Regions from separate parts of the Homo sapiens genome. Here all the other regions are linked to region 1. Evidence: chromatin contacts called from ENCODE Hi-C or POLR2A ChIA-PET data. All regions are on one chromosome and are shown on one strand. The core of a region is the stretch at or near the end of the contact, and the rest is flanking DNA. Distances in the headings are between cores, read along the strand shown.

What was found. A loop is a pair of places that touch in the nucleus more often than their neighbours do. ChIA-PET counts read pairs that join two places held with the same protein, here RNA polymerase II (POLR2A). Pooled maps may share reads with other maps.
Region 2: POLR2A ChIA-PET joins it to region 1 with 13 read pairs in Panc1. The contact joins two enhancer-like sites. POLR2A ChIA-PET finds 5 or more read pairs at or near these places in 3 of 52 experiments (K562, Panc1 and WTC11).
Region 3: a loop to region 1 is called in a map of dorsolateral prefrontal cortex, with 7 times the contacts of the local background. The contact joins two enhancer-like sites. A Hi-C loop is called at or near these places in 45 of 168 maps with a recorded cell type or tissue (CD14-positive monocyte, CD4-positive, alpha-beta T cell, CD4-positive, alpha-beta memory T cell and 34 more), 34 of 37 single-sample maps with no recorded cell type and 31 of 50 pooled maps. POLR2A ChIA-PET finds 5 or more read pairs at or near these places in 23 of 52 experiments (A549, AG04449, B cell and 18 more).

What each region holds. Positions count from the first base shown.
Region 1 is chr2:10,283,309-10,287,422 of GRCh38, reverse strand. No RefSeq gene overlaps it. Among named protein-coding and RNA genes, the nearest start is that of HPCAL1, 18 kb to the left of the region's middle. RefSeq lists enhancers at 1,117-1,616, 2,756-3,356, 3,415-4,114. Within about 2 kb of position 1,727, at least 23 of the 41 ENCODE cell types and tissues checked have a DNase peak (open chromatin) inside an H3K27ac peak, as active enhancers do; they include HCT116, PC-3, PC-9 and 7 more, where a contact is called at or near this core.
Region 2 is chr2:10,218,708-10,222,923 of GRCh38, reverse strand. No RefSeq gene overlaps it. Among named protein-coding and RNA genes, the nearest start is that of MIR4261, 28 kb to the right of the region's middle. Within about 2 kb of position 2,308, at least 2 of the 41 ENCODE cell types and tissues checked have a DNase peak (open chromatin) inside an H3K27ac peak, as active enhancers do.
Region 3 is chr2:10,403,683-10,407,758 of GRCh38, reverse strand. The region is part of intron 2 of HPCAL1 (hippocalcin like 1); the gene reads right to left. LOC124905972 (a long non-coding RNA gene) reads left to right here. Exons shown (of 3, transcript XR_007086211.1): 3 at 1-301. Among named protein-coding and RNA genes, the nearest start is that of SNORA80B, 41 kb to the left of the region's middle. RefSeq lists an enhancer at 1-101. Within about 2 kb of position 2,163, at least 22 of the 41 ENCODE cell types and tissues checked have a DNase peak (open chromatin) inside an H3K27ac peak, as active enhancers do; they include HCT116, PC-3, PC-9 and 7 more, where a contact is called at or near this core.

The sequences.
Region 1 (4,114 bases), core at 478-2,977:
CTGAACCAATGAACTGGCCCCACCCCCAAATTTATCAGCTTTTTCTCCCTTCTATATTAAAAGAACAGAGCCCCAGGATCTAGGGTCCCTGCCTGCCCTCTTCCCCTTCTAGAGAGTAAAACAGAGGAGTAACCTAAGTTACGTTTTCTTTCCAAGGCAAAGCTTTTCGGGGCCTGGGTGTATCATCGGGGCTGAGCTGGGTGATCTGGGCAGCACGGTGTCCTCACGTGGGGAGAAAATGGTCCCATCTGTGCCCACTTTCGTGGAGCTCAGACAGGCTGCCAGCAGAGTCCCCAGCTTGGACTGCTACTTTCAACCTCTTGGATGCCATGACCTAGAGGGTCACAGGAGGCTCCAGGGGACTGGGGCCTGAAATTCCCATCCGTGGCAGGTACCGGCGGAGGGAGGCGAGATGGATCCCGGGCCAGGCTGTGAGCCAGGGGCAGCTCCGGATGAGAACCCGAGAATCCACCTCCTGACTCCACCCAGCCCACTGCTGGTGCCACCCACACTGCGGCACCCCCTCCTTCACTTCCCATTGCCCTGAAGCCACCGTGGGCAGAAGCTGTCCCCATCACTGCCTTCGGGAGGGGTGGACAGGGCACCAGCAAGCAAACAAAGCTGAGAGTGCTTTGCAGGCGCTCGGGCACCTGGCCAGCTCTGGCTGCACACGGCCGCAGGCTGCAGGGCTCCCGTCGGGGGCGGGGGGGCTATTTGCTGGTTGGGGTTCCAGGACTGCTGCCGCTTCTGTCACCTTCCCAGGAGGCCCTGGTTACCCTCTATGAGGTCCCAGAGGAGGCATCAGCTCAGAGGGGCCAGGGCTGTGTGCCCAGGAGTCAGGAGTAATTGGTTTAGAACCATGGCCTCCCAGCGATGCTTTGGTGGAGTCCCCACCCACGAAGGCCCATCCTTTCCCTCCCCTGCCATCTCAGCATGGTCTAACAGAGGCCGTGCTGCCCGAAAGTGGCCGTGGGCTTGACTGCCCCACTAAGGGCAGAGGCCAGTGACACCCTAACGGTGGCCGGCCCCACCCGTGGAGCCCGGTGCTGCCCAGCCCTTCCTGCCCGGGCCAGGGTCCTGCCTCTGCCTCTCTATTCAGCTCCCAGGCTCTCCTCTTCCTAACCAGGCTGCTCCCTGGAAGGGAGGCCCTCCCAGAGCCTTATAGCTAGGGAAGAATGCAGGAAGTGGGACCCCTCTACAGGGTTTGCTTCCAGGACCTCCACCTCCTGACTTCATGGGAGTGGGAAAAGCCTTGGGCCTCCCCTCCCGCTGCTGCCCCTGGGCCGCCCTCCTCAGCTTCCCTCTGCTGCCCACAGGAGAGGCTGCCTGCCCGAGCCCAAGCGCTCCCTCCTGCTGGAAGGCCCCTCCTGCCTGTCTCCACTTCTCAAACACATTTCTTCCTTCAAAATGCAAATGTGCCCCCTCCCAGTACCCCTCCTCAGCCAGCACCAGCTCCCTGCACACAGCCTGCAGCCCTGCACTTCCAGTTCGGACACTCCTCCCTCACAGCCCTCGAGTGGGCGGGCCACCGGCCTGCACATGCAGTGTGAGAGGCAGGGAGGGTTGGAGGCTGGTGGCCTCCCGACACCCCACGTCCTGGGGAGGGCAGTGCGCTGGCTGGCATGCAGCTGGGCGGACCCAGGGAGGCTGGAAGGCCTGGGGAGCAGAAGTCCTAGCAGTCACCACAGCTGGGCCACCCCGTGCCACTGGCCAGAGACAGCATGACTCAGCACTGGAGACGGGCTTCCTGCCCAGAGGGGCTGCCACTTCTGCCAGCCAGATCATGTGACTTCTCGGGGCCTGGGGTTGTGCTTCTGAGAGGCCATCGCTGGGCCGTGGTCTGGACCTGCAGGCTTGGGCTCCCAGTACACCAGCTGCAGAGCCTTCGCCAGGCTCCAGAACTCTCTGAAGCTGGGTTTCCTCATCTCTGAGAAGAAGGGCTTAGGACTTAGCATTCCTCCTGAAGCTGATTCCAGAATTCAACGAAGCCAACTCCTCCCCTGTGTGCCTGGTTCCTTTTCTGCAGGCACCACTGCCTCATGCCTCTGCAGAGTTGCACCTGCCGTCACCCTGCTAGGCAGCCCTTCCTGTTCTAGCCCTGGAGAGTGACTCTTCCCCCGGTCAAACCTCCCATAGGAAGCCTTTCTCCATATCTGCAGGAGGGGCCTTGCTCTCGGAGCACTTTGCACCCCTCCTCCATTATAAACCCCTGCTCTGCAGGGTGACCTCAGGCAAATCACTTACTCCTCTGAATGTGTTTCCAGCTTCACAGGATGAGTTTAATGCCATGGGCTTCATTCGCTTGGTGTTCTGGGGAACTCATTCACACCCCTCAACACCGGCATGAATGAAGCAGTTTCAGTGTGGAGGTGCTTTGATCAGGAGGATGGAAGCTTAGGAAGGTTTGTGCAGTTGGGTCAGGACAGTGATGAAGGTGACAGGCAACCTGTTCCCTGCAGATGTCTTGGGGCACATGCTGGCATGTGTTCCATAGCTTTATTTTCCAAACCCCAAATCAGGACCCCCAGCCTGAGTCTGACCATGGGAGGGGTTTTTATACTTGGAGTTGTCCTGGACAATCTGGGTCCCAGGCTGCTGGAGTAGGGGGTGTCTGCCAGGTATGCAGGCAGCAGGTGGGCAGGGAGTTCTGACCTCAGGCCCTACGGAGGCATCCACTGGCGCAGAGCCCCTCAGAGCCGAGATGGGGCTCAGCCGGCTGTGTGGGTCCATAGCGCCTCCCAGGGAACACAGTGTGGCTTTGTGCTCACCCTGGCATCTGCCTCAGGCTCTGACAAAGCAAACCCATGCACAGACCTCAGCTCCCCGCACCAGGATGGCAGAGGGGCTGGAGCACCAGGAAAGGGAGGGTCTGGATTGGGTGCCCTTCCTCAGGTCTCAGTTCCAGAGGGGTGGGAGTCCAGGGTCTTTCTGAACGGAGGCTCGGATGGCATCTTATAGCTCCAAGTTCCCCCCACCCACAGTGTTGAAGCAGCCCCACTGTTTGCCTTAAAGCCTAGGTCATGGGGCTGGGCCAGAGAAGCACAATCCCACCCTGCCCCAACACACCGAGGCCACTGGGAGTCACCAGGGACCCCAAGCAGCCTGCGGCCAGCACGTCCCTCTGCTAAACCACCCTTGTCTTCACTCAGATGCCACCAAGCAGAGCTGAGAGCAGGCACGTGGCCCTGTTCATCTCTGGATCCCGGCCTGTTGTTAGAGCCCAGACGACAAACCTCTCAGTGATGTGAGATGGGAAAGCAACGCGCAGCCTGGTTTCATAAGGAAACTGCAATTTTTTTCTCTTTCAAGCTTTTTTTTTTTTTTTTTGAGACAGGGTCTCACTTAGTAGCCCAGGCTGGAGTGCAGCCTCAACTTCCTGGGCTCAAGGGATCCTCCCACCTCAGTCTCCTGAATAGCTGGCCCTATAGGTGTGTGCCACTGCACCCAGCTGATTTTTTGATTTTTTGTTGAGATGGAAACTCACTATATTGGCCAGGCTGGTCTCAAACTCCTGGGCTCAAGCGATCCTCCTGCCTTGGCCTCCCAAAGGGCTGGGATTCCAGTCATGAACCACTGAGCCTGGCCACTCTCTTCACTTTTTTTGCTGCATAAGAAGGATCCAACCCACTCCAGGGTTGAGCACACTTCCCGGGACAGCAAGCAACTATCTCCCCTTACACCTAGGAAGTTCTAGAAATCAAGCTATCCTGGCCTTTGCAGAAAGGGAACCTGACCCTCAGGGTCTAATGTGAAAGAAAAAGAATGCAAAGTGAAGAGGGCCCTGGGTGGAAGGATACAGAAGGCGAGTAGTGGTCTGATGCAGGTGAAAGGAGAGAGAAGGTGGACACCCCCCCACACACACGCAATGCCCAAGACACCAGCAGGCCAAAGAAGGGCTGCTGGGCCAGCAGTGGTGGCCCCACTGGAAGTGAGTCAGGGTGAGTCAGGGTTGGGGTGGGGCGGGGTTCGGGGGAAAAGACTATGTGGTGGCCCTTGGGGCAGCCTGTGGCTCTATTTGCTGCAAAGCGGTGACTGTGAAACTGTCTTTCCTTGTGTCTTTAGTGCTGGCTCCTCCTCCAGACCCATTCCCAGGCCTCTAAGAAGCTCCTCAGCC
Region 2 (4,216 bases), core at 1,059-3,558, 65 kb after region 1:
TGGTTTTGGTGGGTTTTGGCTGGCTTCTTTACTGCAACCTGATCAGCAAGGTCTTTATGACCTGTATCTTGTGCTGATCTCGTATCTCATTCTGTGTCTAAGAATGCCTCAACCTCCTGGGAATGCAGCCCAGTAGGTCTCAGCCTTATTTCACCCAGCCCTTCCCTATTCAAGATGGAGTCGCTCTGGTTCAAACGCCTCTGACAAAGGGACTAATGAAATGACTCCAGGTCACCATGGACTCTGCAAATGAGGTTATCAGCCCTGCTGACCCCAGCCCTGGAGCACAGCGAGGACTAGGCCCAGTGTCTGGTCAACCCTCTGACAGCCACGTGTTAATGTTTGCTTCTTCTGGCCTCTTCCCAATAAGAGTGTCAATCAGTGTTTCCACCATTCACTCTGCGCGGCTCCCCTCTGTGACATCGGCTGCTATTGGAAACTTGCTTGATTGTATCTCGGAGGAAATCGCTGGTTTTTGTTCCGTTATAACAAATGTGAATGGCCCATCACCCTGGCCTGATGCCTGCGCCCCACCCCCATTTCCCTGTGTTCAAGGCTGACCCCCAGCGTTGGAACTTGTCCTGAGGCAGGTGGAGTGAATTAGCTGGAGGTCAGTTGCAGTCGTGCCACCCTTGACCCTTTCTCCCATCAGATGGCTCCTCCCAGTTCATGCCCTCCCGCCCCATCCACCATGTCTCTTTGATTGTTCTCACCATGCCCGGGAGGCCAACTGGGAAGGCATGTCACACCTGTTTTATGGAGGACAAAAGGCTTCTTGATGAGAAGCCACAAAATCCCTAACTCCCACTACATGGGGTGAGCTCTGTGATGGAATCAGTCATGCCGGTGTTAGAGCGTCTGTACTGGTGGCCATTTGGGTGATGCATTTCTTGACTCTCTCCGAGCCTTCCCTGGAAAATAAGGATAACCCCTGAACCCCTGGGATGGCTGTGAAGATGAAATGAGATCAACCAGGAATAGGGGATGTCAACTATAAAGGGCTGTGCACTTCAAATGAGATATCAAGCAGGAATAGGAGGTGTCAGTAGTAAAGGGCTGTGCACCCCAAAGGGGTCATTGCCATCTTCATCATCATCACCCTGATTAACCACCTCCCCTCTGGGGGGCCCACGGCAGAGGTGACATCTAGCCTCCATCCTGACAGCTGAGCAGGGGGCTGGGGAGAAGGAACCCGCCACAGGGACCCGATTCGCCTGGCGCTGACAGCTAAATTCCTGCAGGAGAAAGAAAAAGGCAGGAAGTGTGACCCCTGCCAAGGCAGCTCCCACAGTCGGACCCTGCAGCTGCTCTGAGTTCAAGAAAATAAGTGCTTCAGGGCATCTCGCAGCCAGAGAAAAACACAGTCATTATGGGGAAATGATAGACGCCAGCTGATTGAGTGAATTTTTCCCAGCCAAACCTGAAATTACTTGCGCTATTGATAAGGGCCTAACGGGAAAGGCACAAACCCCCCCGCAGGGAGCCCCTGCTCGCCCTTGATGGCAGCAGGGCCCGCTGGCCTCTGAGGCCTGGGGAGACCTCGCACCCCCATCCCCCCAACCCTTCTTCCTCCCCTGCAGTGGTGCTGAAACCCACCCTCGGGCGCCCACAGCTGGCCATCTCCCAGGGTGCCACAGAGAGCAGGTGCAGCCAGCGCTTGCTGGTTTATGAATGAGTTAACCAGTCCTCAAAGCAAGTATTTTTTACTAGAACCTGTCACCGCCACCCCCCCACCCCCAGAGGAATTGGCTGCAGCTTCATTGTGCAGATTTGGGGCTCCGGAATTCCCGTCTGGGCACTGTTTTGTCATTGCCAGGATATACATAAAGTTTACCATTTTAATCATTTTTCAGTGTACAGGTCAGTGGCATGAAGTCCACTCACATTGTTGTGCAACCATCACCACCATCTGTCCACAGAACTGATTCATCTTCCCAAACCGAAACTCTACCCACTAAACAACAGCTCCCCACCCCCCCAGCCCCGGCACCCAGCATTCTGCCTTTGTCTCTATGGATGTGACGACTGTAGGCACTTCACAGGAGTGGAATCACACAGCACTTGTCTGTTTGTGACTGCTGTATTTCACTTAATGTCTTCAAGGTTCATGTCTTCAAGGATCATCCATGTACTGGCAGACGTCAGAATTCCCTCCCCTTCTAATAAGGCTGAATAATATTCCACTGTATGGAGAGACCACATCACATTTTTTATCCATTCATCACTGATGGACAATTGAGTTGTTTCCACCTTTGACTATTGTGAATAATGCTACTGTACACACAGCTGTGCAAAAATGTGCTTGAGTCCCCGTCTTCAGTTTTTTTACGTATACCCGGAAGAGAAATTGCTGGATCATATGAGAATTCTGTGATGCTCTGATAATCCTGCCATGAATCTTTTGACGACCCTCCAGACTGTTTTCCACAGCAGCTGCTCCATTTTACACTCCTACCAATGGTGCGCAAGGGTTCCGGCCTCGCCACATCCCCACGAACACTTGTTATTTTCCGATTTGGGGTAGGAGCCATCCTGGTGGGTGTGAAGTGGTGTCGCACTGTGGTCGTGTGTTGTATTTAAGAACCCACCCACGTGTCTGTCTCCCATCGGACCACAATGCCAGAACAAGACCCCTCAGCCCCAGCACGTTGGCGGCCACAGGGTTGGAAGTTTGTGGAGATGGCACCCAGTCCATGCCGACTCCGCCTGCCTCCTGCCATCACCTCTCTCCCTCCAGTCTCTCGCCCCCGCTGCAGACGCTGCTTCCTTCCCCAGTGTTTCCACGGGGGTAGCCTGGCATCCGCCCCGCTCCTCGTGCAGGCCACAATTTGCTCTTCAAATTGCCAAACTGTTTACCAACAGCAGAATCTCCTTTACACCCTGCTGATCTGCAAAACCAGTCATTATCCCAAGTCTGGCCGCCTCAGCCTGGATGGTAACAACAGCTTAATAGGAAAATCAGCACAAATGGCTCAGAGGCCTTAATTGCTCTTCTCTGTTGAACCCCACGCCCTGCTACAGTTAGCCTCAGCCGAGGGGAGGTAGGAGGCCGTGATCAAGATTCAAAGAGAAGGCCAGGCGCGGTGGCTCACGCATGTAATCCCAGCACTTTGGGAGGCCGAGGTGGGCGGATCACGAGGTCAGGAGATCGAGACCATCCTGGCTAACACGGTGAAATCCCGTCTCTACTAAAAATACAAAAAAATTAGCCGGGCGTGGTGGCGGGCGCCTGTAATTCCAGCTACTCTGGAGGTTGAGGCAGGAGAATGGTGTGAACCTGGGAGGCGGAGCTTGCAGTGAGCTGAGATCGCGCCACTGCACTCCAGCCTGGGCGACAGAGCGAGACTCTATCTCAAAAAAAAAAAAAAAGATTCAAAGAGAAAAGGCTGCCTCCTTCCGGGGAGGACAGGGTTCACCTCTAAAGGGAACTGCAGCTCGTCACGTGGCGCCAAGCCTGTCCTGTAGACAGAGGCAAGGCCCCCTGAAGGATGGCAACCCTAAGGATTGATGGGGCCTCTTGTGTGCTCAGCTGGTGGGAGGCAGCAGGCAGTGTGATCACAGCTCCAGACAGACAGACTGGGATCTGATTTTGTCCCTGCCACTTCCCAGCTGTGTGAGTTGCTTGGCCTCTCTGGGCTTCAATTTCTTCACCCGTAAAACAGACAGCAATAGTGTCTTGTCTGTAATGTGCAGGAATAGTGTGTTGCTATGACAGAATACCTGAGACTGGGTACTCTTTAATGAACAGAAATTTATTTTCTCACAGTCTGGGGCTTGGGAAGTCCAAGGCCTTCCTAACCCCAAACCCCAACCTCTGGCCAGGGCCTTCTTGCTGCATCAGCACACAGCAGAAGGCAGAAGGGCAAAGAGAGACAGAAGGAAACTGAACTTGGCCTTTTATAGCAGTATTAATCCCATCCCTGCAGGCAGAGCCCTCATGGCCTAATCACCGCTTAAAGGCCCCCACATCTTCATACTGCTACAAGGGCAATTAAATTTCAACATGAGTTTTGGAGGGACAAACATTCAGACCGTAGCAAACAGCATCTCTCTCCTAGGGTCTGTGAGGTCTCATGGCAGAGACAATCCACAAAAGGCTTCTCCAGAGTCTGACATGGTGCATGCTACAAGGAGACAGGTGTTTCTAGGTTTGAATCCCAGCTCTGCCACTTACTACCTCTAGGGCATTGAACAAGGCACCTAACTTCTCTGTTTC
Region 3 (4,076 bases), core at 914-3,413, 120 kb before region 1:
CTGCAGTTCCCTCCACCTGTCTGCTCTTCCTTCCCCTCAGTGTCTGCAAGGCTCACTCCCTCCAAGTTCATGTTCTTGCTCAACAGTCGTGGGGAAACCTCCTCCAAGGACCCACCTCAAAGAGCATCCACCCTCACCCTCTGGTCCCTCACCCTGACCCCTTTCTCAGCATTTCCTGCCACCTGGCACTATATTTACAAAATCTCTTGACTGTCTGCCTCCTTTTGTTCACCACTGTACCCCCACAGGGCCCAAAACAGGGCCTGGCACACAATTCAGTCAATAAATATGTTTGAATGAATGGTTGTGTATTCCAAGCGCCTAGCACAGTGCCTGAGCAAATGAACAAAGCAATGAGTGAGTGGTTCTTTTTCTAGGATCCCTCTTATTCTAACATTCTGTGACTCTTCCAGTTTTAGGAATTGCTGGAGGAAGGTCAGGGGTTAGGATGGTCAAGTGCTCTCCTGCTCAGATTTGAAGCTGCTCCAAGAAGGCACATTCAGACTCGGTATTCTGGAAATCTCTGTTTTCTGGCATGGAAACAGCTGCAGCAGAGTAGAGTTTTGGGGCCATGCCAGACTTGGGGGTGTCCATTTATCAAACTGGTGCCAATCTCCTTCCCAGGTGAACACATCCCAGCTATATGGTCCTCAGCCAGTGGGGTGGGGGACAGGATGGGGGACTTCCTGCTACTCTCCAGTGAGATCATTCCCTGGACCAGTGCGGCGTCATCATAGAGCGAACATCACTCCAGCTTGAGTCTTTGGAGAGGAGCTCTTTGAGCTGCCTCCCAAGCAGAGAAAGGGAGGTGAGTGAAACGGACATACATGAGCCTCTGGGGAGAGAACAGGGAGACAGGAAAAGGGAAACGCCCAAGAGAATGCTCCCCTTCCGTCCGGAACCCTAACCCAGCAGGAAAAGGAAGCTCAAAGGCAGGACCAAAATGAGACCATAGACTTTCTGAAAGCAACCCCCGACCCATGTACGTCTGTCCCTGTGACAGTTCCGTGTTTCTACAGAGGTGAAGGGTGCCGGATGCCAGGCGGGGAGCAGAGCCACGCAGCACCCGTGCCAGGGCCAGGCTAGAGCGAGCCCGGTGGAAATCTGGGTGTGGAGTCCTGGCCACAGAGCCTGGGACTTCCTCTGCCCCCACCCAGGATCTCGCTTTGAAGGCGAAGTTGGGGTTTTCAGTGACAGACCCCAGAAACATCAGGCTGAAGTGAGAGTGGAGTCTCTGGACTGGTTCCTTCACCCACACCTCAGTGGTTCCCGAGTCCTGTTCCATGCTGGGTGTAGTCACACGTGGATGGACAAGACACAGACCCTTCCTGGGGCTCCTTGAAGTGACCCCCCACACACGCCCATGAAACAGCAGTGATGGGCATGAAGAGACTTACGTGGGCTCAGGAGCTCGGGCGCAGAGCACAGAGGTCAGCTGGGATGGGACAGAGCTGAGGGCTGAGCCAGGGCTTAAAGGTTCCAGGAGTTCTCCAGCTGGGACAAAGGGAACAGTGTGTGCCAGGGCATGGGGACAGCGAGCACTGGGTCCTGTGGCACTCAAGCCCTGCACGACGAGGAATCCCCACATGCCACAAAAGACTCTTCCAGTTTCAGTAATGCTGGAAGGAATGACTAAAGGAATTAGCGCGGAGCATGACTGTAGGAGAACGCATGTTGATGACAGCAAGGAGGGGTGAAGGGGAGAAACAGTAGAGGCTCAGTGTGCCCACCTCCCCACTACCCGGTAATGCTCCATAGAACACCAAGAATAATTCTATTACTATTCAATCACACAACAAAAACTCAAAAGCTGAAACAACCATGTGAATCACCCAACGTCCCATTTGCGGGGACTTGGCGCATACTGCAAGCTGACTGCTCTTTGGGAGAAAATGTAAGAGGGCACAGCAGGCTGGAGATACTGAGGCTTTAGACGCCCCTTCATCAGTCCCTCTAGATGTGGCCCCTCGTGCAGTCAGCCAGAGCTGGCAGGGCGCTGCTCCTGCCCGAGGCCCCCACCCTGGCTTGGCTGTGCTGATGACGCCTGGTGATTTGGCATGCCAGCTCCCAGGCATCTTGGAGCGCATTCTTCCTGGCTCTTTGTGCCAGCTGCAGAATGACTCAAGCACTGACCCATGCCTGGGGGGAAGATCTACGCGTCAGATGGCAGAATTCCGTCTGCAAATTCCACCCTGATGTTCCAGGCCAAGAGGTGAGCAACAGCCCTTCCCCAGGGAACCGTGTTTCACCCTAGCGGGAGCAAAACTGAGACTACGGGGCCAACTCTGCTGTCGAGTGCCTCAGCCTGCCCTGCCAGCACCCAGCACGCCCTGGAGGGGCCATGGAGGGACAGGCAGCTCTTCCAGGGTCTTGGAGCCATGCCCTGGAGTCAGGCAAGGCTGGGCTAGAGTTGCCAGTGTCAACGCTCCAGACCCAGCCTGTTTGCTCCTCTGTAAAATTGAACCAGAATGCCAGCTTCAGGGGCCTGCAGTCAGGATGAGGGTGTGTATATGAGGGGTGCTGCTGGGAGCAGCCCGCAGACCCAGGGGCCCTGCTGGGGGCTCTGCCCAGCCTGCCCCGTCTCCAGCCATATGGTCCTGGCTGTCTCAACTTCTCTGGGCCTTATTTTCCTTGACTGTAAAATGGGAATAAGGGTCCCTGCCTGCAGGTTCTACTGAGCAGTTGTGAGGATAAAGGGAAATGGAATCTGTAAAAGGAGTGCCAGCTGGAAAGCACCAGTCAGATGCCTGGGGTATTGGCACAGCTTTACAAGAAAGGCGGCCATCTTGGGAGCCGATTCCTGACACTGAGCACAGCCCGGCGGGAGGTGGGGGCTGCGGCCTGGGCTCGGTGGAATCTCTGCACTGCCTGGCGAGCCCTTCTCGCTCGGCACACCCAAGCAGCGGCATTAAAACCTGGTCCTGAGGCCCAGCTGGGCAGAGAGCCTGGGACCACGGTGGCCTAGACACATCCAGCTGGGGCAGGGTGAGTGAAATTCCAACTCCTGTTCTTCAAAGAGAAAATAAAGAAAAAGGACAGAAGAAGCCCAGTCATGCCACAGCAGGGCAGAGCCCACTCGGTCCAAGATGCAAGAACTGCCCGACCCTGGGGCAGCAAAGGAGCCCGGGATCTGGGGGCTGCTCAGCGCCTGCAGGGCATGGGAGTGAGGCTGGGGCTGCCTCAGGGCATGAGGTCCCTCCTCTCATCTCCGTCTCTGGGGAGTCTGTGGCTGCTGACTGCTTTGGGTCTGTTTAAAAGGAAACGCAGCATCCTGCTGACCAGCACAGGCCAGGCTTTCTGCAGGATTTTGCAGACAATGTAGGAGATGGTCCCAGACTTACCCAGAGCGCTGGGGCTGATACCTGAGCTCAGCGGGGCTGGGGAAACACTCACCCAGCAAAGACGGGGTGAGGGGCATTCCAGGAGGAATCCTCAGTGTGCTGGGAGGCAAAAGGGCATGGCTGGAGAAGGGCTGGCGGGGACACAGCTGGGGAGGAGGCCAGAGTCTGGCTAAGGTGGGAGCTCCTTCCAGTCCCAGACTTCATCCTGGGGTGTTTTCAAAGTGTGTAGGTGTCAATGACTCGCAGGCCCAAACTTTTGGGGAGACCACCACCAGCAAGTAACTTGTCCCTGCTACAAACCTCTGGGCTGGTGACCTCTGCATGTACCTTCATGGGTAATGAATGGACAAATGATAGAGAACATTATGGAGCAGTGTATAGAGCAATAAAGAACAAACAGAATATGGAACAAATGGGTACATTAACAAATGCAGGGTATGGGGAGGAGAGGCAGCCAGAAGAAGGAAGAGAAAAATACCATCGAAACTTAGGAATTCAGACCAATTACTTGAATGGTAGTTCAAATTTGTAAAGTCCGAGTCAAAAAAATACCTGAAAAATTGCCTCTGAATTCTTGATCAGGTAAGGACTGGAAAGAGTGGGCGTTTGTAATGAACGGATAAGAACTCTTTGTTGGCCGGACTCGGTGGCTCACACCTGTAATCCCAGCACTTTGGGAGGGTGAGGTGGGCGGATCACCTGAAGTCAGGAGTTCAAGACCAGCCTGGCCAACAT